2 separate regions of the Mus musculus genome follow, and region 1 is linked to region 2. The links are chromatin loops, found by intact Hi-C in ENCODE. Cell type or tissue: gastrocnemius. All regions are shown on one strand. Links, peaks and the distances in the headings refer to the core of each region. The heading gives the core; the rest is flanking DNA.

What was found. A loop is a pair of places that touch in the nucleus more often than their neighbours do. Peaks named below come from ENCODE experiments on the same cell type or tissue, not always from the same donor. Only the 100,000 strongest peaks of a DNase experiment are listed, where the experiment ranks them.
Region 1: it touches region 2 in a loop (2.4-fold over the local background); 1 of 42 quality-filtered maps calls a loop at or near these places.

What each region holds. Positions count from the first base shown.
Region 1 is chr7:143,587,366-143,602,451 of GRCm38, forward strand. It overlaps Cars (cysteinyl-tRNA synthetase), which reads right to left and starts at 12,725. Exons shown (of 23, transcript NM_013742.5): 1 at 12,617-12,725; 2 at 5,047-5,295; 3 at 1,127-1,218. The coding sequence starts at 12,641. It overlaps Gm15579 (a long non-coding RNA gene), which reads left to right and starts at 12,739. Exons shown (of 2, transcript XR_870064.3): 1 at 12,739-12,848; 2 at 13,258-13,493. It also overlaps the pseudogene Gm15580. In gastrocnemius, for the core only: no CTCF peak of the experiment used is centred there; a DNase peak (open chromatin) is centred at 7,762; H3K4me3 peaks cover 885 bases; H3K27ac peaks cover 493 bases.
Region 2 is chr7:143,823,397-143,838,482 of GRCm38, forward strand. It overlaps Dhcr7 (7-dehydrocholesterol reductase), which reads left to right. Exons shown (of 9, transcript NM_007856.2): 1 at 1-144; 2 at 6,743-6,869; 3 at 13,242-13,333; 4 at 14,366-14,588. The coding sequence starts at 13,248. Among named protein-coding and RNA genes, the nearest start is that of Dhcr7, 7.8 kb to the left of the region's middle. In gastrocnemius, for the core only: a CTCF peak has its summit at 6,233 (motif pointing right); DNase peaks (open chromatin) are centred at 6,236, 6,715 and 7,191; H3K4me3 peaks cover 1,443 bases; H3K27ac peaks cover 1,882 bases.

The sequences.
Region 1 (15,086 bases), core at 3,900-11,899, 230 kb before region 2:
CCAGCAAGACCCTCCTGTCTCCTGTTTTACTGATAAAGTCATAGCATTCAGTAAGCTGTGTAGTGAGAGCCTGGTGAGGTGTCCTCACCCCCTCCCTCCCTGGAATGTTCCTCCTTCTCCTCCTCCTCTTCTTCCTCAGAGTGGAGAAGGGAACAAAGTTGCTGTTGTGAAAATGTCGGCTTAGCAAGAATTGCAGCTAACAAATACCAGCCTGGATCCTAACTGCTCTAGATAACCACCTCAGGAGGTTGGCACAGATGCCATCTTCCTCAGATAAAGAACAAAGGGCTAAGAGCAGCTAGCCAAGGTCTGTCCTTCCCAGAGGAGCCCGGCTTAGGGGCCAGAGCATCCAAACAGTCACAGACTTCTCTGGGAGGTGTCACTACCAGTGAGTTACGTAAGTCGATGGGACCTGTCCCAGACATGTCTCCTGCTTGCTGAGCATGTGATCAAACACTCAGCCAGGGTGCTGGAGAGATGAATGCATACTGCTTTGACGGACCTGATTTCAATTCCCAGCACCCATGCTGGGTGGCTCACAGCTCTAAGGAACCTGAAGCTTCTGGCCTCGGTGGGCACTGTATTCACATGCTCATAGCACCACATAGATACACACATATACACATAATTAGAAGTAAAACAATAAAAAAGTAATAATCACCATCCCACAACTGGAGAGCTTTCTGAAGCCTGTGCCACTATGGGTGTGAGCTAAGTATAGCAAACCATGATGAGCCTATCAGGTTAAGAGGCTGTAGTGGCTTCCTGGCACATGCTGGGCTCCAACACCACCTGGCGGGTTTGCCACTTTGCCTAATCTGCTTCGCTTAGGACAGTGTATGATAGCCATGAGTCCTCCTGAAAGCTGCCAGCACTTGGCTTGGCTGTTAGGACCTTGAACGCTCAGGCCTGGCCAATGCTGAGAGGCCAGCAGGCAGACTTCCCCAAAGTACTGTCGTGTACAAGGCATCTGCACCCTTGTTTCAGTGCACAGCTCTGTCTGGGTTGCAGAAGCCAAGGCAGAGGAGAAACAGAAGATGCAGAGGCCATAGCCCAGCATTGGAGTAACAGAAGGACTCTGAGCTTAAACTGAGGGAACATGGGAGTCATGTGCAAACTTTCTTACCTTGTTCCGGGTGAGGCTATTATAGAGGCGGAGCCTGCAGGGCTCAGTCCCTGCTGGGGGGGACCACTGAGGCTGCACTCGCCGGCCTTTACCTGGAAGCACAAGAACAGATGGGTCACATGGCAGGTCACCTCTGGCTCTCAACGCCAGGGTTGAGCAATGGCACTTGTGCTTTTGAGACAGATTCTCGCTTTGTAGCCCCAGCTGTTCTGGAACTTCTCATGTCGTTCAGGCTGGCCTCAAACGGAGGCTCCTCTGGCCTCTGCCTTCTCAGTGCTAGGCTTAAAGGCATGTATGTGGCTTGTGATCTTCAGTTCACCTTCTGCTGCTGCATTCCAACAAGACCTCCAGAGAGACTCAAGAACACCCTCATGATATGCCACACACCTCCCACCAGCCCTTGGCCGTGCACCCATCCCCACACAATGCTGTCCATGCCTCTGGGTCTCCATAGGCTCTGACTATGACATGGCAGTGTCATTGCTGCCCTTGCTGCCTCCAGCTCTCAGGATCCTTTGCCTGGGCAAGGTAACAGTCTGTGGACACTTTGTGATACACAGGCCACCTCCAAGTCACCGGGTGCAACAAAGGTTAAGGTAAGAATAGCCTCCAGCCCCTCCTGTCTCTGTCCTTGGCATCATATCTGGCTTGGCCCACAGCTAGACTGACCCTAAGCTCTGGATACAAGTCTGTTGCACTCCCACCCTGACCCAGGCCGGTCCACACTGGCAGGCTCCACAGCCTAGCCTCTTTCTCTCAGGCAGTGCCTGCTCTCTGGATACATGACCCAGGCCTCTTTATCTGAGGCCTGAAGGTCTTTCCCTGAAGACAGACCTGTTTCTAGAAAGGACGTCCCTAATCTGCATGCCTGGGTACTCTGAGATGTCACAAGGGTGATGCTTCAAGCCTCACAATCTCAGTCTAGAAAAGCTGACTGAAACCCACCAGGAAACCATATGACCATCCACAGCCTGCCCATGCTCTGTCGGGCATACCTGCCTTCCTCCTTAGTCCTGCTGACAGCCAGGCCCTGTGTTGCTCCCCTATGCAGGTCTACGAGTATGGATCTCACTGGACCACCTGTGGCAGACCTTAATGCACCTTGGTGTCCAGTCCCTCTGCCCCCCTCACCTCTGCTGAGCAAGGTGGAAGGTCTTGAGCTGACCTGGTCCTGGTCTTCCCTCACCATGGACACTTCTCTTGCCTCTGGCCACCTCTGACTCCTATGCAAAATTGACTATAAGTGACACCACACCTCAATAGGTCTACCTGTTGATTCTGCTTTAAGTCACAGAGAAATCTGTTAAGGGCACGGGCCATCCCCAGGCTCCATCCTTGCCCAGATCACACTAGACAGAATAAAGGAGACTGGTAATTAACAGGCTATTAACGAGAATGAAGGGGAGGACCATCACTGTGTGGGGGTATATGAGGGAGGGGAGACAGCAGTCAGCAGCAAGCAGGAGCTCCTTCCTCCAGGTGTGGGGTCCCATCACGGGCAGACAGAGGCTGGGATGGAGGAAACTCCAACTCTTCACCAGACACCAAGCTCAGTCTCAGCTTACCCTGAGCACATTAGTACCTGACCAGAAAGTATCTCAATGTGATGGGAGGATTCTGAAACTGTACTTCCTCAAAAGACCCAGAGGTGACACCAAAAATGGAGATGCTGCTGGATTCTCACAAGAAGAGACACTACCAAGGGCTGCTACATTGAACGCTGCCACAGACCCACAGCCCAGTGACAGGCTTTAAGCTCATCCGGCAGAGACACATTCTGGATTGGAAAAGGGTGCAACAGGGCAAGATATACAACAGCCTGCCTTCACAGGTTCTCTGGGTCAACAGGGCACACAGGAGAGGTTCTTAGGTTCTCCCTGAACCCACAGTCTAAGGACCCACAGCAGTTTCCTAGGTGTTGTCAGCCTCTTTAGGTTTCTTCTGAAACAGTCCCACTCTGGGCCAGGCACCTGTGGTGGCACAGGTCTAGTACTGCAAGTGTCACTGACTACAAAACAGGCAGCTTTGTAACGCAGACAGCTACACTTTGAAAATAGGATGCAAGAGGCTGCAGGTTCAAGGATGGAGAAGCTGCTGGGAAGCAACGGCCAGCTCTAAGGGTGTGAGGTAATGCAGGAGCTTGAGCCCACATCCAGGTGAGAGCCCCCAAGCAAGCTCAAAGCCCGAGGATGGAGTGGACCTCCATGCTGAACCACACAGGGTGACAGAGGGAAGGATGGTGACAAGTGGGCTGGCTCTTCAGGAAGGGAACTATGAAGGCTAAAAAGAACACATACATTTTCCATGTTTGAGAGGATACTTTGCTGCTAGGGCCTCAGCCTTGAGAAGGCAAGGGTGGTGAAGACAAGATGGGACATGCTTTATGTATAGAACAGCAAGCAGTAAGAACGGTGGGCTATGTTGTGGGCTTGAAGTGAGGAAGTGTTCTTTCTCATTTGGAGAGCATGCTTTAGAAGACACCCAGGACAGGGAGAATTCTAATCCTCATAGCCGTATGGAGGCAGACAGAGCTACCATTAATCCAGAGACATGATGTGGACTCTGGAGCCTGGGCCTGCCAAAAGCCAGTGAACAGTTATGGGCAGCCCAGCTCCAGCCTCCTCCTCTCTCAGCTTTTGCATGTTTCTACATTAGGGATCTGACCTAATGCATTTTCTTCACAAGATTACAAGGACCTCATGGCCCTGTGGGCAACTGTGGTGCTAGAGGAAGCAGGGCAACCCTGTTAGAGGACGTTAGTGCTGTCCTTGGTCCCTCTTCCATTCAACAGCATCCCTCAGAGAAGCCTCAGTAGATAGTGGCTGCCTGTAGTGGGAGGCCCTTCTCTTCATTGGTCACAAGGCCCCTGAGAAGCAATGCTCTGCTGTGTCCACTAGCACAGATAGTGGTATGTCTATTTGGTTCTTCCCAGAACCATAAATGAAGCCTAGATGGCTGGCTGTTGAGGCCAGGGCCCATCCCTGGCCCCCCTTCCTACTGCCTTAACTTGGAGTTGGGGCACAGTGTTCAGTCTGACTCCCTGAGATCTTTGGAGAAGACACCTGGTGTTATATATGACATCTGGAACACAGTGGACACCTGGGACAGTGCTGGATACAGGAACAGCAGAGGTCTAGGCGAGACTATGCAGCCACACCTCCCACCTAGGCTGGGACAGGGTTTTACTTGGGATAATCCAGAAAAGTCAAGACTTTTCCTGACCCTAGGAGACTCTTCAACATGCTCCAAGTTCCCAACCCAAGCCTGCAAAGCCTCAAGGAGGCCATAGCAGGGACTACCATAAGTCAGCACTCAGCCCTCTCCACATAAAGGAAACGTGTACTACAGCCAAGGGAGTCTGGGGCTCAAGGGCCTCAGGCAACGTCAGAAAGGAGCACCCACAGAAGGGAGCTTTCCCATATGGCCAGATCAAGATGACAAACCATTGGAGTCCCAAGCCAGAGCCTTCCCAGTCCTGCCTCCTCATCCTAACAATTGTGCCCAGTGACACCAGCAGCACCCACAGGCATGACTGACTTCATTTCAAAGCAGACAGGAGACTTATGCATTTTTTTGGTCAATGAATACAGATCCAATATTTAGTGACATTGCATCTGAAGAGAAACAAATGTAACCTATGGGACTAAAGACAAGAACCAAGAGCCACTCCCATCAAAGCATTAGTGGAACCCCAAGACAGGTCTGTAACAGCATCTAGTATGGCCCTGAAGTGGTCCCAAAGGTGGCGCTGAGCTACATGTTGGTTACATGACTTTATCCTACCAGACCCAACAAGCATGGCTTCTGCCCCACAGGAACACTTGACTGAAATATGGAGGTGAGTCTCCAGCAGGATATCCACTGCCCTGTAGCACCTCATGCCCTTGACCTTGAAGCAGAGGTTCACTGCTGTTACTCACTTGCTTGAAGCCTGCAGGGCTCGTCTCTGCCTTGGGGGCCACCCAGGAGCGCTTCTATGTGCCTGAACCACCGAGCCACGTGGAAGAGCCTTGAGTCAGCGGGAGGGGCCGAGAGCTGCCTGAACACGTCCACATCTGCCTGGGATAGGGAGTACCCCTGGATATAGCTACGCGTGCTGAGGTGTTGGTCCAGGGCCTGCACCCTGGCTGCCTCGTCACTAATGCTCAGAATGGACCTGTAGTCGGCAGCTGCAAAGACAGAGGGCACAGGATGTCAGGCCAGAGGGCAGACAACCCATGACATCAGGCAGGCAGGCAAGCAGGCAGAACAGCACATGTCAGGCAAGCGAGTAGGGGAGATGCAACATCAGACAGGGCAGGCAAGAGGGCACAGGATAGAAAAAAACAAATAGGTCACAGGATGTCAGGTATGCGCACAGAAAGCTTCCAAGGTACAAGAGCCAGACAGCTGTGTTTGTCAAAGCCCTTTCCTGCGTGTCAGACATCCAGAAGAGGAAGGACCACAGGGTGGGCATGCAGAAGGATGGCAGGGTGACAGTGGGGCAGGTCAGGTTCCCTCCTAAAGCCTTAAGGAAAGGCTTCATATGTATACTGAGGTGGTCTGCAGTACCGTGAGTGACGCCAGGGATTAATGCCAGGGATTGTGTACTTTAAAATGGCTAACTTGGGTCAGGCATTTTCATGTACACCTTTAATTTCAGCAGAGGCAGAAGCAGGCAAATCTCTTGGAGATGTAGCTCAGAGTACTCACCTAGCAAGTATAAGGCTCTGGGTTTGATGTCCAGCACCACAAAATAAACTAATCAATTAATGAAATGGCTACTTGCATGCTGCGGAGAGGGTAGCAGCTGAAGAGCCCTCAGCACATGACATAGCCACGCATAAGCCTGTAGACTGGAACAAATATGGCTTCCAGAAGCGAAATACCATATCCCTTCCTAAGTTCTCCAAACCCACTAAGAGTGTTCAGGGCTGCCAGGAGGAACTGCTCTGAGGACACCTGACCCCTCCACTGGGGCACCTGCTACAAAGGGTATATAACAGCTATGACTGCCATCACCCACACCCCTGAGAGTGGACAGTCTCCAGGCAGTGTTCTGCATGAGCTCCAGGAGGAGAGAAGTCTAAGCTTCTATCGTGGCTGGACTTTTACATCATGTCCTAGCTAGTTTTATGTCAACTAGGTCTAAGTTGGTCATTTAGGAAAAGGGAACGTCAGTTGGGAACATTCTGCCACCAGAATGGCCTAGGAGCAAGCCTGTGGCATATTTTCTGAATTAGTAATTGAGAGCTAGCCCACTGTGGTGTCATCCCTGGTGGTCCTGGGACGTGTGAGAAAGCAGGCTGAGCAAACCCTAAGGTGCAAGCCAGTTAACAGCACCCCTCCATGGCTTCTGCATCAGCTCCTGCCTCCAGGTTCCTGCCCCATTTTGAGTTGCTACCCTACTTCCTTTAGCAATACAGAATGTCACCTGAGAGTTGAAAAAATAAACCCTTCTTTTCCTGGGTGTTTTTTGGTCATGGTATTTATTCTATCATAGCAGTAGAAACCCTATGGGACACTGCAAGCCCTGTATCTTTTCCTCAGTACTCAGCCCTTAGTACACAGCTTTAATTCCAAACAATGAAGGTAGAGTTAGTTTGTAGAAAGAAGCACCCATGTTTGAAAATGATGTCAAATTGTGTGGCAGACAGAGTGATGAAGCAGACAAAGATTTGATGGAATAGAATATGCTCGACTCTCATAAGAAGAAAGAGGAAAGAGAAGCTACTTAAGGGGCAGTGTTGAGAGGAAAAAGGGAGGAGGTAGTTTTATGGGGAGAGTTTTATAGAGACAGGTGAAGACAGAATGAGCCAGAGAATGAGAAGGGGCCAGAAGATTGGAACATATTGCCAAAGTTAATATGAGGCCAAGCAGAGCTGTTCAGGAGAGGCCAAGAGAGAGAAAGCAGATTGAATCAGTCAGCTTGGAGAGGAGTTTGAACCAGAGCAGCTGAGTTGAACCAGCCAACTAGAGTTCAGAAGGAACTAGAAAGGGCGAGCTTATTCAGCAGTAAGTCTCAGAGGCTGAAAGCATTCTAGGCCTAGATTAGTAGACTGAGGCAGTAAGCCTCGGGGTAACAATTATTACAGGAGAATAAAAGTTACTTTTACAATTCCCAGTTTCAGTTTCCTTTCCTTCTTTAAGCAAGAGGCTCTCAGGACCCAGTTGTAGGCTTTGAAGAAGAACCCCTTGTTCCAGCCCCTCAGCCAAGGTGACAGAACTAGATCTGGGCCTTCTGCTCTACAAAGAGGGCCCTCCAACTGCATTCTCATGACCCTGCCTCTAGGCCACTTGGGTGAAATTAACAGGACATCTCTTCCCAGATAAAGAGGCTACCCAAGAAGGAAGGCAGTCCCTGCCTAGCAGTCCCCGAGACCACTGAGCCATGGCCAGGAAAACTCCAAATATTTACTTCATCGCTTGTTTTCCTCTCTAAGTACCCACGAGGTTCCCTAATGATAACTGCTATGGCCAGCATTGGGAGACAGCACTGGGCTGCAGAGAGCTCTGGAAGATGGGCCTTGCCAGCAGGCTAAGCACCTGCCCTCTTCAGAAGGAAGCACACTTAATACCACCAGCCTCATAAAGCCTTGGAGCTCTAAGTGCAATTACACTTAACACGCTTTACAAACCTCTGGCAAAGAGCCAGCGCCAGGCTTGCTGCTGTCATTACTATAATTGCTCCTGCATTACGATGATTGTAATCACTGAAGTACTCCAGAGGCTCCCTGGAGGAATGTGCCTGACCACAGGATCCCAAAGGCTCTGGGTAGCACAGCCCAGACCACTGTGAGGGAGCAAAGCCTGCAGGTGAGAAGGGGAACTGAGGATGTGCAAGGTGCTCCAGCTGGAGCTGTGCAGACACTCCTGGAGGAAACGCCTAGAACAGGTCAGCTTTCTCAGGGGAGTCGGTTAAGCCATTCCCTGACTGTTCATTGCTTGACAACAAAAAAATTCCTCCCAGGCCCATTCGGCAAACTTGATGTCACCAGGACCCTTCGAACATCATGGTCAAACTATTCTGCCTCCACAGAAGGGCACACCTGCAGCTCATCCCCTGAACTTACAAAGAGCAGAGCGCTCTGATGGTGGGACCGTCCCAGAGGTAGACAGTAACTGACACAGCTACAGACCAATCAGCCACTGAGACTACACAGGAGCTGGCACTCAGCACAACGAAGAAGCAAAAATCACTTCCAATGATCCATAGTCCTAACATGTGGAAGCAGCGTCCTGCCTGGCTCTTTCCATCAGCATTCACACCCGCTCAGCATTCACACCCTGCCTGGCTCTTTCCATCAGCATTCACACCGCTCTCAGCACCTGGCCCTGTCCCCTTTCAAGTACACTGGAAGAGAGCATTTCTTGGAGCAGCCCCCTAAGCTCCCAGAGGGTAAGCCTTGACTTGACACGGGGCTATACCGTCACTTGCTCTTGACTTCTGTCTACTACTGTCACTATTGCTAAGGGTCCCTCAAAGCCCTCACCTTGCAGATGTCCCAAAAGTAACCACACCTGCAGATTGTTTCCTCCCTGCAAAAGCACCCCACCCCCACCCCTGGGCACCCCCTCCCCCGCCCCCGGGCACCCCCTCCCTCCACCCCCGGGCCCTCTAGCTGCTCCTGCTTCTCCTTTCCCATATGTTCCCTATGGGGTTCCCACTCTACTGCCACCAGGAGCTGCTGCTCAAGATGCCAGAAAACATTCATATATTCAGAGGCTACTGCCATGAATGAACATAAGGCCAAAGATAAGCAAATATCTGCATCCTTCAAAAAGGTCCACTTTGGCAGTGCCTTGGAGGTCCCATGGTTCTGTGTCTTGCTTCAACCGTGTTTGGACGGAACAGATCCGGGGACTCACACTTTAATAGCTTCCAGCCACCTTACAAGTCTCTCCAGTCACAGCCTCCAGGACCATCTCCTCGCTGCCTTCGGCTCTTAGGACCAGCTAGCACTGTCTTCGAGGTTAGTTCCATACTCTGAATCAGCCATTATTCCACCAAAGTGGAAGCTGCTGAGAACTTGCACTGGTCAACTTGCACCTGCAGGCCTCCTATGCCTACCTCTCTCTGTGCTGTTTTGATCGGGATGACGTGGTTTTGGAGGGCGTAGGCCACTTCTTCTTCAAACTGGCTGAGGAGAAGAGTGAGGGCACCGAGTGTCTCCTCAAGTTGCAGGAGAATCGTGGGAGCTGTGCACCCTTCCAGGATGTGCAGAAACCACCCCAAGATGAATGGGGTAAAACCCAGGAGGCCATGGAAGCTGCCTTGGCCCTGGAGAAGAACCAGAGCCAGGCTCTCGTGGATCTGCATGCCCTGGGTTCTGCCCGCACAGACCCTCATCTCTGTGACACCTTGGAAAGCCACTTCCTGGATAAGGAGGTGACGCTCATCAAGAAGATGGGCAACCACCTGGCTGACCTCCCTAGGCTGGCAGGGCCACAACCAGCGCAGACTTGGCACGCCCCAGGGATCTCTGGGCGAGTATCTGAGCGCCTCACTCTCAAGCACGACTAGGAGGCCTCTGTGCCTTCCAAGGGGCTCCCTCCTCTGCTCTGCACCAACCCGCCACAGGACCTCTACCTGAATGAACTTCTCAAGCCACTAGACAGTTGCCCTGGAGCCTCTCCCACATCTTGGACCAAGTAAAAATAAAGCATTTTGAAACAGAAAACAAAAAAAAAAAAAAAAAAAAAAAAAAAAGAGAGGTCTATTTTGCTCTGTTTTCTACTTCCTGTACCTGGCAACTGGAACCAACCTGGTCATTCTAAGAGATTCTGAAAAAGGGTCGCTACATGGTAGCTGAAGTCCCTGCACCCAGGGGTACCTGGCCTGTCTCTAGCTGTGGTGATGGCAGACTGAACACTTTACTTCTCTAGACCTCAGGGTGCTCATCTGCACAGGAAGGGTCACAAGGAACACAGGCACCGTTGCAGTTGCCCTGGGACTTGTACTGTGGCAGACTACATGTTAGGCATGATTATGAAGACTATGTGGTTAAGCTATGGGGAAAATCTGGCACCTGAGATGAGCTCCACCTATCAGAGGGCCTGAAATAAGCCTGCGATCCCATACTCTGGGTGACATTGTGTCCCACGTCATTCAGAGCTTCGGCCATCTTCTGAGGAAACAGGAAGGGAAAAGCAATCACCCCAGTGCCCTCAAGTTGCAACTAAAGGCCATCTCTGTACTGTGGCTTTCCAGTTCCTGAGTGGTTTTATATTGTTTAAAACAGGATCCCATGTAGTCCAGGCTGGTCTCAAACTGGTAATCCTCCTGCCTCATCTCCCAGAGTGTAAGAATTACTGATGTGTAGCCACACATAGCTTTGTTGGATTTGTTAAAAGTGGCTACCTTCTCTGAGTTGCTTTTTTCTTTCGTTTTTTTGTTAATTTGTTTGAGACAAAGTTTCACTATGTATCTATTATCTATGACTGGCCTCGAACTTACTATGTAAAACAGGCTGGCCTTGAATTCTTAGAGATCCCCTTACCTCTGCCTCTGGAGCACTAAAATTACTGAGTGACAGGCACATGCCACCACACACCCATTCCTGGATTTTCATGGAAGTTCTGACTCCTGGATCATCTTCCCTCAGGACTTGTGATCTCCCCTGAGATCTGCACATCATGTATACACTTTTACTTAAAAGCCAAAGAGGAAGCTAGACATGGTGTTGTGATACCTGCCATCCCTATAGGAGACAGAAGGATCGGGAATTCCAGCCTGGGCTATATGAAACCCTGTCTAATTGGATGGATTGATGGATGGATGGATGGATGGAGTCGCAGAGTCCCATTCTTGACAGACCTGGTCCTTACACACCTGGCACTGTTCCAAGTTCTTCCTATGACTACACCACCCTCAGTGGCAGGACCCATTTCCTGTAATGTGAGTATGGGCATAGTTGTGATCCTAGACCTGTTGGGCAGCTCAGGGTGGAGCTGCTGGCCATGCTTCTGTGTTATAGTAGTCTAGGTGGACTTACAAAAGCTGCTGTGGGTGAAGCAGATAGAAACTAGGCATGCCAGTTGAGTGGAATGCTAGAATACAAAGGTAGGTACCACTGTCACTAGGCACATGCTAAGCAGTCTTGTCATCTGGGTACTCAGGTGATCAGAATCCAGCAAGGCCACAGTAACCACAGAGCACCACAGGATGCCTGAGAGATCTTGGAGACAGGTAACTGAGAAGTCAGAGCTCACATCTAATTTCTGGCTTCATCACAGAGACTAAAACCTACACTAAGCATTCTGCCTTTGAAGGCTTGCTTCTCACCTTCCAGGATATGGGCCAAGGCCTTTGCTCTTTCTAGAACCCACTTGCTAAAAAGATGAGAAAAGACACTGCTCTTCAGCGATCTGCCAAGGCCCAGGTCTACCCTGGGGTGACGTAAGTGACTGCTTTCTGAGGGAATCTCCCAATTGGCAATAAAGTAGATTGCCAATGATGCTCTGACAGTGATGCTCTGACTGGACAGGTCTCTGTGGTGACTGCTGACCACACTGGAGATTAAAGCCTTCATAAATCCCCAAGCTCTTTCATGTATGCGTACACGGAGTCCCTGCTTCCTCTGCCCTACTTCCCTAAGTACCAACCTCATGTGCCCTTCCGCCCACCTGCTTGGGCAGAAGACCAAAACAATCTTTGGGCCTTTGCCTTACCCCCAAAGTCCAGCCAGGGCAGGAGGGGGAGTGGTGAGGTCTCATCCAGGTACCAACTAGAGTCAGGCTATTTGAAACAGGACCATCTCTCCTATTGCTGAGTATCCAAGGAAACTTTAGCCTTAACCCAATCAAAAAATTGAAGCTGAGGAAGGGAGGCACTTACAAGACAGGAGTCAGGTCCCACCAAGGAGTACTCTAGCTTCAGGGAGTCATGGCAGCCACCCCCAGGTCCTGGCCTGCCACTGTCCATTGAGACGCTGGCCATCCCCAGAGCTTTGGTTTTGCACTGCCCACTTGGGCCACGGCTGTCCCCACAGGCTTACCGGAGAACGTTTTATCCCAGAGCCCTGGACTGGATACTACTCACCTGAGGATCCATCTCTGCCCACTCCAGTCACTGCCTAATCCAGATCTCTAGCTTGTCACTGCCCACCTGGGCATGCACTGTTCCTAGAGCCCTGACCTAGCCACTGCCCAACCCAATAGCCTCCACTCTAGAGCCCTGGCTGGTCACTTCCCGCCCAGGGATCCTCTGCCGAACAGCCTTTGCCTGCCACTGCCCATTTAAGCCTTTACTATCTTCGGATCACTGGTCTGGGCACTGCCCACTTAGTCCATGGTTGTCCCCACAGACCCGACCTGAGCACTGAGTCCCTGGGTCTTGCTGCCCCCAACCCCTGGCTCGCTTGGCATTACCCACTCGTTCCACCGCTGTCGCCACAGCACTGGCCTGGGCACTGCCTCCTTGGACCATGCTGCCCACACAGCCCCAGCCCGGTACTGCCTACTCGGGCCATGCTTGTACCCAGAGCTCCACAGTCATCCCGCAAACCTCACCCTGCTCCGCGGAGGAACCTGCCATCACTGGGAATCAAGACCCGCGGCCGCCGCCACAGACGCCTTCCAGAATCTGATGCAACCGCGGCGCCGGAAGTCCCGCCCCACCAGTCGTCTTCCGGGCATGTCCAGTAGCTAGGCAACTGCAAACTGACGCCGACGTGGGGCATGATGGGAGAATACTATGGTTTACGCTGGCGCGGAACTTAATAGACACCAAAGGGCTAAGACAGTGAGAAGCGCAAACCCGGGCTGCTGAAGAGGGCTGGGAGGGGCGGGACGAAATGGGGGAGTGGGAGGGGCGAGGAGCTGGGTAGAGGGGCGGGGCAAAACGAGTAGAGATTAAAGAGATGCAAGGGAAAGGGTGGGGCAAGGGACTCAGCGACTGGAGGAGAGGGGCGAGGAAGACGCCTTTTTCTGAGACACTCTCCAAAAGGCCACACAAGCCTGGAAACAGGTGGTTCCTGTTACACTCTCTCCTGAATCCTTTTATTTCCTGTGTGTTCCTTAATTCCTGATGTCGCCTCCCAAGACACACCATCAGAGGGAGGTTTATGAGAAGAAATGGAAAGTATTATTTTAGAAACATAGCCAGGTATATAGCGAGACCCTGTCTCACAATTTTTTTTTTTTTTTAAAAGCTCCGTTTTGAGGTTGGAAGATGGTTCGGTGGTCAAGAGCACGGCTGCTCTTCTGGAGGACACCGGTTTGATTTCTAGCACTCACAACTGCTCACAACCGGTTGTAACTTCAGTTCCATGGGATCCTAACCCTCTTTTGATCCTTGTGGGCTTTGCATGCCTGTGGTGAAAAAGACATGTGTTGTGTGTGTGTGCAGGGAAATAAATAAATACAATTATATATTCTGGTATATATATATTCTGGCAACCATGGTCTTAATTCCTGGAAACTCAGGAGGGAGAAGCAGGCAGTTCTCAGTGAGTTCCAAGTCAGCCATGGCTCCATAAGAGACTCTGTCTCAACATAAATAAATAATTAATTAAAAAATAATTGATACTTGGTAATATGTATTGTTTGGTTATGTACCCTTGGGACAAGGGACTGAGGTGCAAATTTTATATTTCAAAGCAAACCTGGCCTCCAGGTTCTCTCAGCATCCCTCAGTCCCTACCTGGCATACCCTTGCTGTAACCCTGAACTTTCCAGCCCAGGGGCTGGACTGCCCTTCCCCCAGAGGCTCTTCCCTATATAAACCAGATGTTTTGGTCTTCCTCATCGCTCCTCCTGTCTTCTCTATGTTCACACCCTTTCTCTTTCTCTCTCCTCCCCCACCATGGTGACTTCCTTGGCCTCAGTCCTTGGGGCCAGTGAACTTTCGCCTGAGAGCAGCTTCCTAATAAACCTGCCTATATGTACTCTAATCAGGCTTGAATTGGTTCATTTCATGGGCAGCAGAGAAATAATGTATCACATAGGTCTTAGTTAGGGTCTTACTGCTGTGAAGAGACACCATGACCAAGGCAACTCTTATAAGGACAACATTTAATTGGGGTTGGTTTACAGGTTCAGTGGTTCAGTACATTATCATCAAGGCAGGAGGTGAGAGTTAGACCTCTTCAGCTGAAGGCCGCTAGAAGACTGGCTTCCAGGCAGCTAGAATGAGGGTGTTAAAGCCCAAACCCACGGTGACACACCTATTCTAACAAGGCACTCCTAATAGTGCAACTCCCTGGGCCAAGCATATACAAACCCATTATATACATACATAAAGTATTAAACATATTAAAGTGATCAGAGCATATATTGCTAACTTCACAACTTTCTCAAAAATACTGTATTTTTGCTGCCAGTACTTTCTTTTTAAAGTTTTTGAGATAATTTTTATTTTACATGTAGAAATGTTTTGCCGGCATTTACATCTGTTCAGTGCCTGAGGAGGCCAGAAGAGGGCAACAGACCCCCAACAACTGGAACTAGAGACACCAGTGGTTGTGAGCTGTCACATGGTTACTGGGAACCAAAACCAGGTCCACTGGAAGAGTAGCCAGGTTCTTAATTGCCGTACTGGCTACTTTTGTGTCAACTTGACACAAGCTGGAGTTATTATAGAACAAGGAGCTTCAGTTGGGGAAATGCCTCCATGAGATCCAGCTGTGGGGCATTTTCTCAATTAGTGATCAAGGGGGAAAGGCCCCTTGTGGGTGGGACCATCTCTGGGCTGGTAGTCTTGGGTCCTATAAGAGAGCAGGCTGAGCAGGGCGTGGTGGCACACGCCTTTAATCCCAGCACTCAGGAGGCAGAAGTAGGCGGATTTCTGAGTTCGAGGCCAGCCTGGTCTACAAAGTGAGTTCCAGGACAGCCAGGGCTATACAGAGAAACTCTATCTCAAAAAAAAAAAAAAAAAAAAAAAAAAAAAAAAAAAAAGCAGGCTGAGCAAGCCAGGGGAAGCAAGCCAGCAAGGAACATCCCTCCATGGCTTCCGCATCAGCTCCTGCTTTCTGACCTGCTT
Region 2 (15,086 bases), core at 2,833-10,832:
TGCACCACTGAGGACCACCAGCCAGGGGTAGCGCCACCCACAGTGGGCCAAGGCCGTCACATCAATCATCGGTTATGAAAATGCTCCACAGACAAGCACAGGCCAGTCTGATGGAAGGGATCTCTCAAAGTTTCCACTTCGCAGGTGTGTTCAGTTAATTTGTGTCAATTTTGTCAGTAGGAGCTCACAGAGAGCTCACAGAGGGAATGGGTGTGTCCTGCTTCTTTGGCTCACAGCAGTCTGGATTCCCTGTGCATCAACCTGAGCCCTTTCTCATTCCTGTCCCTTTTGCGTTTGGGTAACACCAATCAAAGTAGATACAACTTTTTTTTTCCATTTTTTATTAGGTATTTAGCTCATTTACATTTCCAATGCTATACCAAAAGTCCCCCATACCCACCCACCCCCAATCCCCTACCCACCCACTCCCCCTTTTTGGCCCTGGCGTTCCCCTGTACTGGGGCATATAAAGCTTGCGTGTCCAATGGGCCTCTCTTTCCAGTGATGGCCGACTAGGCCATCTTTTGATACATATGCAGCTAGAGTCAAGAGCTCCGGGGTACTGGTTAGTTCATAATGTTGTTCCGCCTATAGGGTTGCAGATCCCTTTAGCTCCTTGGCTACTTTCTCTAGCTCCTCCATTGGGAGCCCTGTGATCCATCCATTAGCTGACTGTGAGCATCCACTTCTGTGTTTGCTAGGCCCCGGCATAGTCTCACAAGAGACAGCTACATCTGGGTCCTTTCGATAAAATCTTGCTAGTGTATTGTAGTGGCTATTCCTGGTTGTCAACTTGACAATATTTGGAATGAACTACAATTCGGAATTGGAAGGCTCACCAGTGACCCTTATCTGGAGGCTTGGAGATCCTTATCTGGATCTTGGTTTGAAGATCTTGAGCCATAGTGGCTATGGATTCCAGAAGATTTAATCTCCGAGTTAAGGAACACACCTTTAATCTGGGCTATGCCTTTCATTTGGGATTAAAGGTGTGGTGGAACACACCTTTAATCTGGGCTACACCTTTTGCTGGAGACAATATAAGGACATTGGAAGAAGGGAGTCTAGCTCTTGCTCTTGCTCCTTTGCCTGCTTGCTGCGTGAGACTGAGTAACTGCTAGATCCTTGGACTTCCATTCACAGCTGCGACTGAACAATTGTTGGGAATTCGGCTGCCGACTGTAAGTCATCAATAAATTCCTTTACTATTTAGAGATTATCCATAAGTTCTGTGACTCTAGAGAACCCTGACTAATACATGTATGCAATGGTGTCAGCCACTATGTTCATAGCAGCCTTATTTATAATAGCCAGAAGCTGGAAAGAACCCAGATGCCCCTCAACAGAGGAATGGATACAGAAAATGTGGTACATCTACACAATGGAGTACTACTCAGCTATTAAAAAGAATGAATTTATGAAATTTCTAGCCAAATGGATGGACCTGGAGGGCATCATCCTGAGTGAGGTAACACATTCACAAAGGAACTCACACAATATGTACTCACTGATAAGTGGATATTAGCCCAAAACCTAGGATACCCAAGATATAAGATACAATTTCCTAAACACATGAAACTCAAGAAAAATGAAGACTGAAGTGTGGACACTATGCCCCTCCTTAGAAGTGGGAACAAAACACCCTTGGAAGGAGTTACAGAGACAAAGTTTGGAGCTGAGATGAAAGGATGGTCCATGTAGAGACTTCCATATCTAGATACAACTTCTTTAGGTCTAGTTCCTCCTCAGCCATTTTTCCTCAGGCCCAGGGATTCAGGCCTCACTTCCTCCCTCAGAGGAAAGCCAATCTAGACCCTTCAGGCTGCGTCAAGAATGAAGTTCTTAGAATGTGTCTTGATAGATGGGCTACAGCGTCTGCTAGACACCTGTAAAAAGAAGGGCCAGCGTGTGAGTGACACAGCTCTGAGGGGAAAGTTTTCCCCAGTGTAAGTACTGCAGCTCTGTGGGAGTTTTCCTGGCAGTAGGAAGCCAAGGAATACTACAATTCACAGTGCATAGCAAATTTCACACAAGAAATTTATTAGGAAAGACACAAGAGGGTGGCTGCCTCTGCTCAGCCTAAAGGCAGCAGAAACCTGAGTGGGAGGCAGGCTTTATGTAGAGTTTCTTGGGGAAGGTGTATTTTTCAGGGTGGAGATTTCCAGGGTGAGGGATTGGTGGGATTTAAAGTCTTAAGCTTGGGAAAAGCTCAAAGATTGGTGGGACTTTAAGCTCAGGGATTGGTGGGTTTTTGAGCTTAGGGACTGGAGGGTTTTCAAAACCTAGAAGTGAACTTGGGGCTTTTTACTGTGGCTGCACACATCAACCTTTGGCAGCTCAGAAGCAACTTTCAGGGGCCTGGGAAACATTCTTATGAAATATCTGTCTCTGTGGGAGGACAGCCTTCCACTCTGAAAACCACTAGACAGCAAATGCTACTGGCCTGGTCTCAGGCAAAGTGAATCTGTAGGGGAAAAGATCTGAGCCCTCTTCAGGATTTGAAGACCTATCAAACCCCACCAATCCCTAGGGGGGTGGGGGTGGGGGAATCAATCTTTGACAGGAAACCCTACCAATTACTGAGCACGGAATCCCACCAATCCTTGGACTTAGCTTGAAGTCCCCACCCTAGAAATCTCTTTTCTGGAAAACTCCTCTCCCAAGAGGAGTTATAGGCCTGTCTCCTGCTCAGTTCCCTGCTGCCTTTTGCCCTAGCAGAGACATTGAATCTCTAGTATTTTTCCCAAATAATCTCGTGTGAGATTATGGTGCGGTATGACTTTGCGGTATTCCTTGACAGGATACCTTCCCCCTCAGAACTGGAACACCTCCACTGGGGAAGAGTTCAGAGCTATAATGTCCCCTCCGGGGAAATTCTCCACCTCAGAGCTGCAACACTTCCTTTGAGGAAGGGTTCCAAGCTTACACTTACAGAGCCTTTGTTCTTTTCACTTCTCTAACTCTCCCCCCATGCCCCCAGCCCCCATGATCCCTCTGCCCGACTTGCTAGGAGACTTTTAAATGTGGTTGATTCTGGAGGTCAGGCAGCGTAGTTATGTCCACTAGCTCTGCCACAGAAGGCCCCTTGATGGAAGGTCTGAGGATAGTGGCTGCCACATTACAGTTCAGAGACTTCAAGGCAGCTTGTTGTTGTTTGCTTTTATCAAAACCATCTTGCTCTTGCACTAGGAAGGCAGCTCAGTTGGTTGAGTGCTTGTCTTGCAAGCAGGCAGACATGAGTTTGATGCCTAGAACAAGTTTTTTTAAAAGCTGGCCTGGTGACAACTGCTCATAATCTCAGCAGTGGGGAGACAGAGACCACAGATCCCTGGATTCTTCTAGCCTGCAAACCTAGCCTACTTGGCACAAGGTCCACGCTGGCAAGAGCTCATCACAAAACAAAGCAAAACTCCACAGGTGCTGGGGAATGACACCTAAGGTTGCATTCCAGCCTATATGCACAGGTACCCCACCCCCTTACACACACGCACGCACACACACACACACACACACACACACACACACACCACCTTTTGACTGGCTTATCTGGGTCATCAATAGGGAACCTTTTGCTATTAGGAGCCTGAAAACTCCAACCTCAGCTCAAGCTAACAGCCTTCCTGAACATACGCCTTTATAAGACCATGCTTTATTAATGCACACACAGACCACAAGCCACTTCACCTCTGCCCTTTTCCCCATGCCACTCATTGCCATGTGCCCTACTCCATACATATTTCTAAATCCTACCCTCCAAGAGTGGATTGAAGATTCGGTTACTCATCTCCACCCCCCAGCTATCTTGCAAAACTCCTTTCAGTGATTGGTACATTGTGTGGCAGACAATGAAGACCTAGTTTGGAACTGTTCTCAAGGCTAAGACATATTACTCAAAAAAAAAAAAAAAAAAGGTCTAGCCAATTGATGAGCTTCAATGAGAGAATGAGAGCTTCAATGAGAGAATGAGAGACCCTATCTCAAAGGACAAGATAGAGATAGAGAGAGAGGAAGACACTTGATAGAGACCTCTGGTCTCCACATATAAGGACACACAGGCATAAAGTTACACATACCCATACACATCCACGTCCATCCCTCACACACACACATCCACAAACACCCCAACCAACCCCCACATACACACACACTCACATGATCTAATTTGAAAGGACTTCACTGCTCACATAAGGGACCCAAGAACACAGGGTCAGTAAAGAAAAACAAAACCCGTTTGTCCATCCTGATAAAAGTAAGTTGTTGGTTTGGATTGGCAAGATGGTGCAGTAGGTAAAGTACTTGACACCGACCCCACTCCCCCATTCTATAGCAGCTGTTCTCAACCTGTGGGCTGCAACCCCTTGGAGGTTGCATTTTACATACCTTGCCTTTCAGATATTTACATTATGATTCATAGCAATAGCAAAGTTACAGTTATAAAATAGCAACAAGGTAATTTTATGGTTGGAGGTCACCGCAACATGAAGAACTGTATTGAAGGCTCACAGCATGAGGAAGGCTGAGAACTACAGCACTCTAGTAATAAATGTTTTTTCCTGGTTTTTAGAGACAGAGTTTCTCTGTGTAGCTTTGTTTGTTCTGTAACTTGCTCTGTAGATCAGGCTGGCCTCAAACTCACAGAGGTCTGCCTGTCTTTGCCTCCTGAGTGCTGGGATTGAAGGCATGTGCCGCCACTGCCCAGCAGATTTTTTTTTTTTTTTTTTTTTTTTTTTTTTTTTTTTTTTTTTTTTCATTTTTTTTTATTAGGTATTTAGCTCATTTACATTTCCAATGCTATACCAAAAGTCCCCCTTACCCACCCACCCCCACTCCCCTACCCACCCACTCCTCCCCTTTGGCCCTGGCGTTCCCCTGTACCGGGGCACACAAAGTCTGCGTGTCCAATGGGCCTCTCTTTCCAGTGATGGCCGACTAGGCCATCTTTTGATACATATGCAGCTAGAGTCAAGAGCTCAGGGGTACTGGTTAGTTCAAAATGTTGTTCCACCTATAGGGTTGAAGATCCCTTTAGCTCCTTGGGTACTTTCTCTAGCTCCTCCATTGGGAGCCCTGTGATCCATCCATTAGCTGACTGTGAGCATCCACTTCTGTGTTTGCTAGGCCCCGGCATAGTCTCACAAGAGACAGCTACATCTGGGTCCTTTCAATAAAATCTTGCTAGTGTATGCAATGGTGTCAGCATTTGGAAGCTGATTATGGGGTGGATCCCTGGATATGGCAGTCTCTACATGGTCCATCCTTTCATCTCAGCTCCATACTTTGTTTCTGTAACTCCTTCCATGGGTGTTTTGTTCCCACTTCTAAGGAGGGGCATAGTGTCCACACTTCAGTCTTCATTTTTCTTGAGTTTCATGTGTTTAGGAAATTGTATCTTATATCATGGGTATCCTAGGTTTTGGGCTAGTATCCACTTATCAGTGAGTACATATTGTGTGAGTTCCTTTGTGATTGTGTTACCTCACTCAGGATGAGATTTTTTTTTTTTTTTTTTTTTTTTTTTTTAATTTGTCAAAAGTTAAAGAGCTGAATTTTTGATAGAAGACTATCAGCTGATAGGTAATAGTTTAATGAGTTTGAAAGAATGCTGAAATCAAGTCAACTCTTCCTACCAAGAAGTATGCTATGTCCCGAGTGTCCTCAATGAATGCTAGGTTATCAGGGTTGAAGGTTGTTTGGAAACATTGCATTTACCAGTCTCAAAATAACACTCTGCTCATTTTACTTATTAATCAGGAGAAAGATGGGGGCAAAAGAGATGGCTCAGGGGTTAAGAGCACTGACTTATCTCGATGAAGATCCAGGCTTGATTCCTAGTACCATGTGCCAACTCATAGCTCCAGTTCCAGGGGTGACCATGTATGTATGTATGTACATATGCATGTATGCATGTCAAAAGCGCTAGATGCCTTGGAAGTGTAAATACTGATGGTTGAAGAACCATGTGGGTGCTGGGGCTTGAACCCTGTTATCTGAAGAGAAGCCACTACTCTTTACTGCTGAGCCATCTTTCCAGTCCCGACCGTATATTCTGTACAACCTATTATTCTATCCAAATGTGTACCCTGACTGGATCCCGGGGCCTGGGGAAAAAAAGAGCAATAAAGGACATTGTTGGGCAGCTGAGGCACCAGCATATGGACAGTAGCTAACAGTGTTGAAGTCACTTCCGTTACCAGTTTGATTCATTGTGGCTGCAGAAGAGACTCTCGCCAGGAGAGGGCGACTGTAACTAACGAATGTCAGGTGGCAGGAAGGAACAAGATGAAAAGAGTGAAACTTCACAGCTGCTTTGTTAAGGCTCCCCAATACCCTTAGGGGCACGGAGGTATGACTGAGTCCTGCCCACCAAGGGACCCGTTTGGCTGTCCTGCTGGGACCTCAACTGCATTCACAGTCTGCTAGCTGCTTCTTCCTTGCTGATCTGGTCTGGTCTTGTCTCTCGGTCTCCGCAGTATATGTTGTTCCGTGCACAAGATGCTCTCCTTCAGGTAGGAGCTATGCAGCAGAGTAAAATGAGGCACGGTAGGGGCAGGCTCAGAGCCTGCGCCGCAGAATCCACACTTGCATCCTTCCTCCCACCAAGCGGAGTCAGACCGCCGACCCCAGGGGCGTGGGCGGGGCGTGGGTGGGGCGGGGCCCGTCCTGCTGTCAATCTCAAGACTGCCGCCGCCGACTGGCGGGCCTGGTGGGCTCTGAGTCAGCTCACTGCCTTCACCAATCACAGGACGCAGCTCGCGAAATCCACTTCCGATTGGTCGTCTGTGACCTCACATCATCTGGGGCGGAGCTTCAGGCAGGCACTTAGAACACTGCTGGAGAGCGTGGATCAGCCGCCTGGATTCCGCACTCAGGTGAGAATTCGTGTGCACGGACCAGGCCAGAGTGCAGGAGAAGGACGGTGCGCACAGATGTGTGTGTGAGTGGGGGCGGGGGGGGGGAAGCGTCGAGAGTGCAGAAGAGTGGACCGTATGTATAAAAGAAGAGAGTGAGTATTCAGGAAGGAGGCAGTTTGTGCAATTGCGGGGGCGGCAGGAGATGTGTATGTAGATGAGGGTATGTGTGTTTGCACAGGTTTTAGGTAGATTGTCGAACAGATGTGCAGATTTAGAGGCGTGTGCACAGGAGAGAGATCTATGTGTTCTGGTTTGGGGAGATGTGTGCTGAGGGAGGGGGCCTGAAGGCCGAGTAGGAGGGGGGATGCTTTGCCCAGATGGTCAGGTGCACCTGTGATGAGGTATGGAGGTGGAGGCAACCATCTCCTGTGAGATGAGGATCCAGCTCCCTGGGGTACCTTCGAATGCTAGAATGTAGAGGGGCAAGTATAAACTCACCCCTTGACCCATTCTCCTATCCCAGAGCATATACAACCTGGAGAATCTCTTAATTGGATTTGAATGATTCTATTATTCTCTCAGGAGATAGATGGATTGCCCACTGGCATAAGGATCACAGGACGATCTAGGCATACCTGGCCTCCCCAGGTTGTGGAGAGTCCCCTGTGCCCTTAAAGATCGAGATGGTTTTCAAAGGAAGAATTCAAACAAATGAACATCTTTAATTTTTGAGCTACTTTGATAGAATCTTTTTGAAATTGCTCTTTAAAACAAACAAAAACAAAGTAGTTGATGGGTATAGAGAGGGCCTGCATGCTGCATGCCAGAAAGAGGTACACCTAGTAGTGTATGGTAAAGCCCTGCTACCAAAGAATTTGGTAAAAACAAAACAAAACAAAAACAACAACAAAAACCATTTGGATATAAAGGAGGGACAGTAGATTATATAAATGAGAATTTGTGGAACAATCTGGAAGGGTAATGAGGCCTGGGATGGACTTGAGGGAGGAGAAAACACTTTTGGTTTCACATCAGACGTATATTTTGGAACTTCTGAAAAGCAGAGATCTTATAGCTTCGATTAGAACCAGAGATTATTCCAAATCTCTGGTCATTTCCTTCCTCATTGGACTCATTTCTGGGGGCTTCAGGAATTGCTGTTCCTCCACAGGGACCTCAAGCTTTCAAGATAGTCAGACCACAGTTCTGTGTTCTGCTGGAGAGGATCCTCTGTATCCCCTGTGCAGAGCTTACCAGCCTTGGGTCACTCCAGAAGCCAGCCTCCCTGACCTGGGGAAAGTGGTGGGCCTAGTGAATCCCCACATGCCATTTAATTACAGAAGCTCTTCTGCTAGAAAAATCGAGGAAACCCCAACATGCCAACGTTTGTAATGCTATCTATAGTCTTCCAGGTCCTTCCGTAATACAGGGCAATTCGGTGACTTGTCCCCGCTAACACCTGCAGAGCCGGATCTTTCTAGCACTGAGTGCCAGAGCATCTGATTTCTTTGGTGATTGTCAGTGGGTGTGACAGAAGTTTACGTGTCTATACAGAGCACTGCAGGAGGATCTTGTGTCTGCCTGCTGCCAAAGCCCCAAGTATTACCCAGGATAAATTCCCATTGGTACACGTAGGGGGACATGCTTCTCGCCATACACCCATTTCCAGGATTTCCTACCTTTCCATCTTAAAATCCAACCTGAGGCTAACAGATCTCCAGATTCATTACCCTACTGTTTCTGGAATATTCCGGCGACATAGATGCTTCTCTGTATGGAAGATCCCTGGAATCTGGTAATGCAAAGTTAACCATGCCATTGTTACTGCACAGCCTCCCTGTGTGCCAAAGTGGAGCACCAGGCCCAGCCTTGTCTGGTAGGCTGCATGAGCAGTCACCGGATTGCCCTGCCTTGTTCTTTCCCCATCGTCCCATCTGTGAACATTATTCATTCTTCCGGTGGGCTGGGCTCCTGGCACTCGGCAAATGCTGAATGGATTGTAGCTCTAGCATCAGGCGGCAGCTCCTTGTAGACACCTTTTTGTTGCCCCTTCAGGGTGTGGAATGACCGAGCTGTGACCACTAGGGTCTGGTGATGTCTCATATCCTTTCCAAGGAGAGATCTAAAAGGCTTGCCTTTCCCTAGCACTGCCCGAATGAGTTTCTCACTGCCTGGAGGCCACCCATAAGCCAGGCCAAGCCAGCCCACGTGGGTCTGTGGGAGGAGAGTCCACTCCCATGACATACTTCCCCAGACCTTGAGAAATGCTGAAAGGCTTGTTTAGGTTTGCCATGCCCCGGCTTGGTGCTTCCTGCTGATGTCATAGCTGTCTCCTCGCCTCCACACATGCTCCTTTCCATAAGAAGGATGGATAAATAAATTATTAAAAACTGACACAAACATGTAACCACTAATACATAGGAAATGAAGCCAGATGGGTTAGAAATTTAAGGTTATTCTTGGCTACACAGTAAGCTCAAGGCCACATGCCCATGTAGAAGAATGGCCTGTCACCTTCCTCTGTGCTGGGTGTCACCCCTCAAGGCGACAGGTGTTCTGCTTTTTGGATCAACCACCCTGACTGCAGCAGCTTCCATTACAGCGTGTTGGCATCTCAGGCCTTGGTGCCCCAACACAACCCCTCCCCTTGGATCTACAGCCATCAGGTTCATGGTGAGCACTTTTGCTTTTCTCTTCCTGAATTGTCACTGAAATCATCCCACTGCCTTAGGTGTGGTGGACAGTTTTCCAGTTGCTGCATGGCCATGCTGCCCATGGTGGCTTTGTCTGGTCAGCTGAACAAAGCCTTCAGCTTTCTTGACCTGAGTCAGGTTGTTTCCTTTTCCTTCCTTTTCTTAAGACAGGGTCTCAGTTTTTTGCTCTGCTGACCTGGAACTCACTGTGTAGACCATTTGGGCCTCAAACTCACAAAGATCTATCTGTCTCTGCCTCTCAGGCGCTCATTAAAGATGATAGTACCACTATGCCTGGCCCGTTGGTTTCATTTAGCGTATGGGGCACCAGTGAACCTTCCATATCTGTCCTTTATAAAGATGACCATCACAAATCCTTGGGGACATAGACTTAGGTGCCATGGGGCACCCAATAGATCCCTGATTCTCTTGCATTCTCGTGAAAACTGGTTCCCAATCCAGGTCTTTCTCTGAGCTACTCTGTGTTTGTGGCATCTCAGTGGCTTCTAGTATGTTCTGTGGGAATGTGCCAGCTCCAGGGTGAATGCCAGGATGGTTTTACATGTGTAGGTGCGGCTGTCGGCATCCCAGAGAAATCTGTTACTATCTGTCAGGCCTACCTGTGCTCCCTCTAGCACTCCTGAGCCTCTGGAACTTTGCATTCACTTGCCCCAGCTCGACTTCTCAGGCTCCTGCTGACATGGCTCTGTCACCCCTAGATGGACTCGGTGTACCCCAAGCCCTGAGTCTGGCCCTTGCTTGATGTCAACAGTGACCCTGACACATACAGTGTGGATCCTTATCTGCCATTCGCCTTGACATTTCAGCCTCCTGGGTGACCTTGGTGTTTCTGTGGCCTCTATGTCAGGGTGTTGCTCAGTATATGGACAAGGATTTATCAGACCTTGGGGGACTTCTGAGCCTGGACATTTTGAGAACCATTTTTGAGAAAGACAACATCATTCTATTGTGAAACCTGTAGCCCAGAGGTCAAAGGTGAGTGTGTTGCTCACAGTGCCCTTGAGCACGGGCAGTGGAAGTGAGGTACTGTTTTAAAAGCTGACGAATAGGCTGGAGAGGTGGCTGGGTGGCAGAAAGCACTGGCTGTTCTCCCAGAGGACCTGGGTTTGCCCAGCACCTATATGGTGGCTCACAGCTCTTGGTAACTCTCTTCAGTTCCAGAGGATCTGACGTTTTTTTTTCTGCCCTCTGTGAGTGGTGCACAGACATACAAGTAGACAAAATCCACATGCACATAAGATTAAAAAAATAATGAAGGAAACAGTGCACCAGTCACATGTCAGCTGTTCAGTGAGGCTCGGGAGTGGAAGGGGATCCCATCTCCCCAGCCACCACACATTTATATCTTTTTACAGAATCCGGTGCCTGTGACAGAGGTATGACCAGATACCTGACCTCCACATACATTTAAAATAGTTACTTTTGTATTTTTTCCAGAGTCTCCTGTAGACCAAGCTGGCCTTGAACTTTATCTATAGTTTAAGATGGCCTTGAACTCCTGATCTCCTGCCTCCAAGTGCGGGAACACAGGAGTGTACTATCACTTGGCACTATCAGTTGGCTTGGCTCTGCCAATTCTACCAAGTAAGCTACAGGACCAGCCCCACTCAGACATTCAATGTGTGATTTTCATCACATTTCTGTCCTGTGTTTGGAGAAGGAATATATCATAGGGCCTAGAGGTCAGATGACAAGCTATAAGAGTTGCTTCTCTCCCTCCACCACATGGGTAACAGGGTTTGAACTCAGGCTGTCTGCCTCTGCAACAGACACCTTTCCCTACTGAGCCATCTTGCCAATCTTTGTCTTTTTATTGTTTCATGGTAGACAGTGCTTGTTATTGCTAGGTGTGGTAAATCACATCTGTCATCTCAGTCACTGGGAGGGAGAGACAGGAAGATTGCTGTGAGTTTCGGGCCAGTCTAGGTTGTAGAGTAAGTCCCTGACTCAAAAAAACAATCAGACAGCCTGTACTGTGGACAGCGCGCTTTAGTATCTCGTGTTTAGGTCTGAGGTTCTTGTCTCATGGGCTTGCATAGTTTCCTAGCACGGTAGACTATCAGAAAGGGATGCTGGTGCCAAGCTTTATATCCTTGGGGCTCATCTGTGAGTCAGGGCAAGAAGAATATCAGTCCCCTCTTTGGAGACTCCTGGAAGGCATGTGGACACGTGGCCCTGGGTTTACTGTGATTAGTGTAGGCACTAGAGATCTGGGAGATTAGGGAAGCTTTGGTAGTTGTGTGGGACTGTAAATGGGAGCGTATACCAAGTGCATTGTGTGTGCTGCTGAGCAGGAAGCAGTGTGATAGTTTTCAGTGGGTGGGGTGAGGTTGAGGGAGTCAGGGGTGGGGCTGTCAAAAGCAGGTTGATCTATTCAGGCAGCACAGGCTCTGAGGCCAGGCTTGCTGGAGAACAGACTTCATACTGGCAGATCTCTCCAGTGTTCCCTTTCCATTCTTTGTTTGTCCTTGGTGTGTGCATGCAGGCATATGTGCACAATATGTGGGTGGGTGAACGTGTGCCATGGGGTGTGAGAGTGGAGGTCAGAAGTCAACTTTGGCGAGTTAATTTTTCTCTGCCACATAGTCCTGGGGATGAGACTCAGGTGGTCAAATTTGGTGGCAGGCATCCTAACCTGCTGAACCATTCTGCTAGCACTGCTTTGGCCCCATTTCACTGATGGTGTGTGTGTGTGTGTGTGTGTGTGTGCGCGCGCGTGCACACGTGGGTATGCGTGTACGTGCGCATGGGAGGCCACCGATGGTCAACATTGAGTGTCCTCCCTCCTTGCTCTTTCCTCCTTAGCTTTTGAGGCTGCAGCCAATGCTGAACTCTTGGCTGACTGATTTGGCTAGACTGCCTGCCAGAGAACTGCAGGCTACTCTTTCCTTTCTAGCACTGGGATTGCAAGACCTGTGCTGCTGAGCCTGGCTGGTTTTTTAACATGGGTGCTGGGGATAGACCTCAGGTCCTTAGGCTTGCATAGTAAATGCTTTACTGAGCCTTCTCTACTGGCACTCTGAGGGCTTTTAAGATATCACTTTAAATCCTTGATATCTTAAAATTTTTTACAAGCTAGACTTGTTTTAGAGGGGAAGGGGAAGCACTGGCCTGGGGAGACACCTGGAGACCTTATCTATGAAGTGTGTCCTCCTCCCCTCAGGGTCCTGAAGGGGGAGGGATGAATAGTGAGCTGCCTTCTATTGTAGGGAGAGGGACAGCGCACAAACAAAACGCGCCTGTGCAGTGAGCAGAGTTATAGAGGGAAGCCGCTTGCCATTAGCTGGTCACAGTCAACTGAGAAGGGGACCTGGGACCTTTTACATTAGTGCTGTACAGGGACATCTGTGAACATGCTTCGAGAAGTAGTGCGTACTATCAGGAAAGCTGAAAGCCATATTCAAAGATGGTGAAGATCCTGGGGTCTGGAGGAGCAGGGAGGAGCCAGTCTCTGCATCTGCCACAGCTGGGGAAGATACTAATGAGTGAGGTGGGGAGGTTGGGTGGGAGGCAGCAGGCTCAGCAAACACCTAAGTGCCTTCTTTTCTTCTCCCAGAATCTGTTGGGGGTAATCAGGTACTGAGAAAGCTACAAAGGTTGCCTGCTCTAGTCAGCACTTGAGTCCTGGTGGGGTCTGACTTTCTGGGAAGATCTGAGCCTTTCTTCCTTCCCTCAGGGCCTGATGGCTTCGAAATCCCAGCACAACGCTCCCAAAGTCAAGAGTCCCAACGGCAAGGCTGGATCTCAAGGACAATGGGGCCGTGCCTGGTAAGGGGCTTGCCTATTTTACTAACAAGAGGATGAGGCTGACTCTCGAGGGTTTCAGTCTCAGGGATATTATGGATCTAGAAAAAAATGATTATTTTATAAAGACAAATGAAAGGCAAGCTGTTTCCCACTCCACAAAATGAAGAATTGGAAAGAAGAGTTTAGAAGCCATTTTGGGTGCTCTGTTCCTTGCCTGAAGTGCTTGGGAATGGAAATAATCTCATTTCTGACATGTGGGTGCTTGCGAGCACACACACATTGAGATATGTATGTGTATGTAATCTGATATATCTTAGGGAGATGGTTGTAAGAACCCCATGCTCATTCCATGAAGGTAACCTATTTTTAGCATGCCTATGTTTTTAATGCAACTTATCACATGAGGGCAGAGTTGGGACTTACCCTGCCAGGAATCCAGGTCTTTCAGATCCAGGCCCTAAGAGTCATCTTGAGCCCTGCCACCAACCCAGAAAAGCTGGGTTGGTGTCTTGGTGCTCTGTCTGCCATTGAGGAATATGAATACATTGTGTGTTAAGTGTCCTTAATATAAGAAGTGTATTAAATGGAAGGGGCCTGGGGAGCCACTGGCCCTGAGGGTCAGGAAGAGCCCCCTGTACTCATGTACTGGTCTGTGGGCTTTTTGTTGGTGATCACAGGACACCTGGTGCTGCCATAGGAACAGCATAAATGATCTGCCCTGGCTGGAGGGATTTCTCAACTGATACCCTTTTCCACCAGGTTCTAATGGGTGTAAAGGAGAGGCCGAGGGCAACTTGGAGGCCCCATGTGGCCCAAGGAGGGCATGTCAGAGAGCCTTGTAGGGCTCAAGGGACAGAAGAGAGTCTCAGAGGAATGGAAGAGTGTCTTAAGCATCCTACCATGGGGTTTGAGGGACAAAAGGGAATCTCAGAGTTCTCCATGGAGCCCAAGGGATGGGACATTTCTGTCCAAGGAACAGAAGAGGGTCTCTAAGTCCCTGTGGGGCTTGAGAACAAGAGCCCTCATGGTAGCCACCCTCTGTCCTTCTCTCAGGGAAGTGGACTGGTTCTCCCTGGCCAGCATCATTTTCCTGCTGCTCTTCGCTCCATTCATTGTGTACTACTTCATCATGGCATGTGACCAGTACAGCTGCTCCCTGACTGCCCCCGCATTGGATATAGCTACAGGCCATGCTAGTCTGGCAGACATTTGGGCCAAGACACCACCTGTGACAGCTAAAGCTGCCCAACTGTATGCCTTGTGGGTCAGCTTCCAGGTCAGTCCACTGCTTTGGGGTTGGGTTGCAGTGGGGTCCTGTCTGGGATGCAGACTTCTGACCCAGAGTGATGTTCAAGTCAGGGTGCAGCAGTTACATAGAAGCAGATACACAGAGCAGGAAGCACCTGTGTGTCACATTGTATCCTTTATGGTTACCCCCCCCTTCCACCCCCACCTGACTGAGCAGTGAGGGCTGCCAGTGGGAGGGCATAGGGTGCCTGAGGGAGTTCCTTCACACAGCTGGAATCTTTCACGGTAGCTTCTGGGAGGGGTTGTCCTAGACTTCACTGCTTCCACAGGTTGCCAGATAGTCCTGATCATGAGTGCTTTTGTAATGCAACCTCTCTAACAGGAAATCTAAGAGGTCACTAGGCAGGAGCAGCCTTCACAAGTCGGATGTTGGACAGGGATGGAAGTCTACAGTTAGGACAGGTTAGGTAGGGAACCACATGGGAATCAAGTCACATTTTTCTCCCAGGCAGAATCTTGCTTTGAG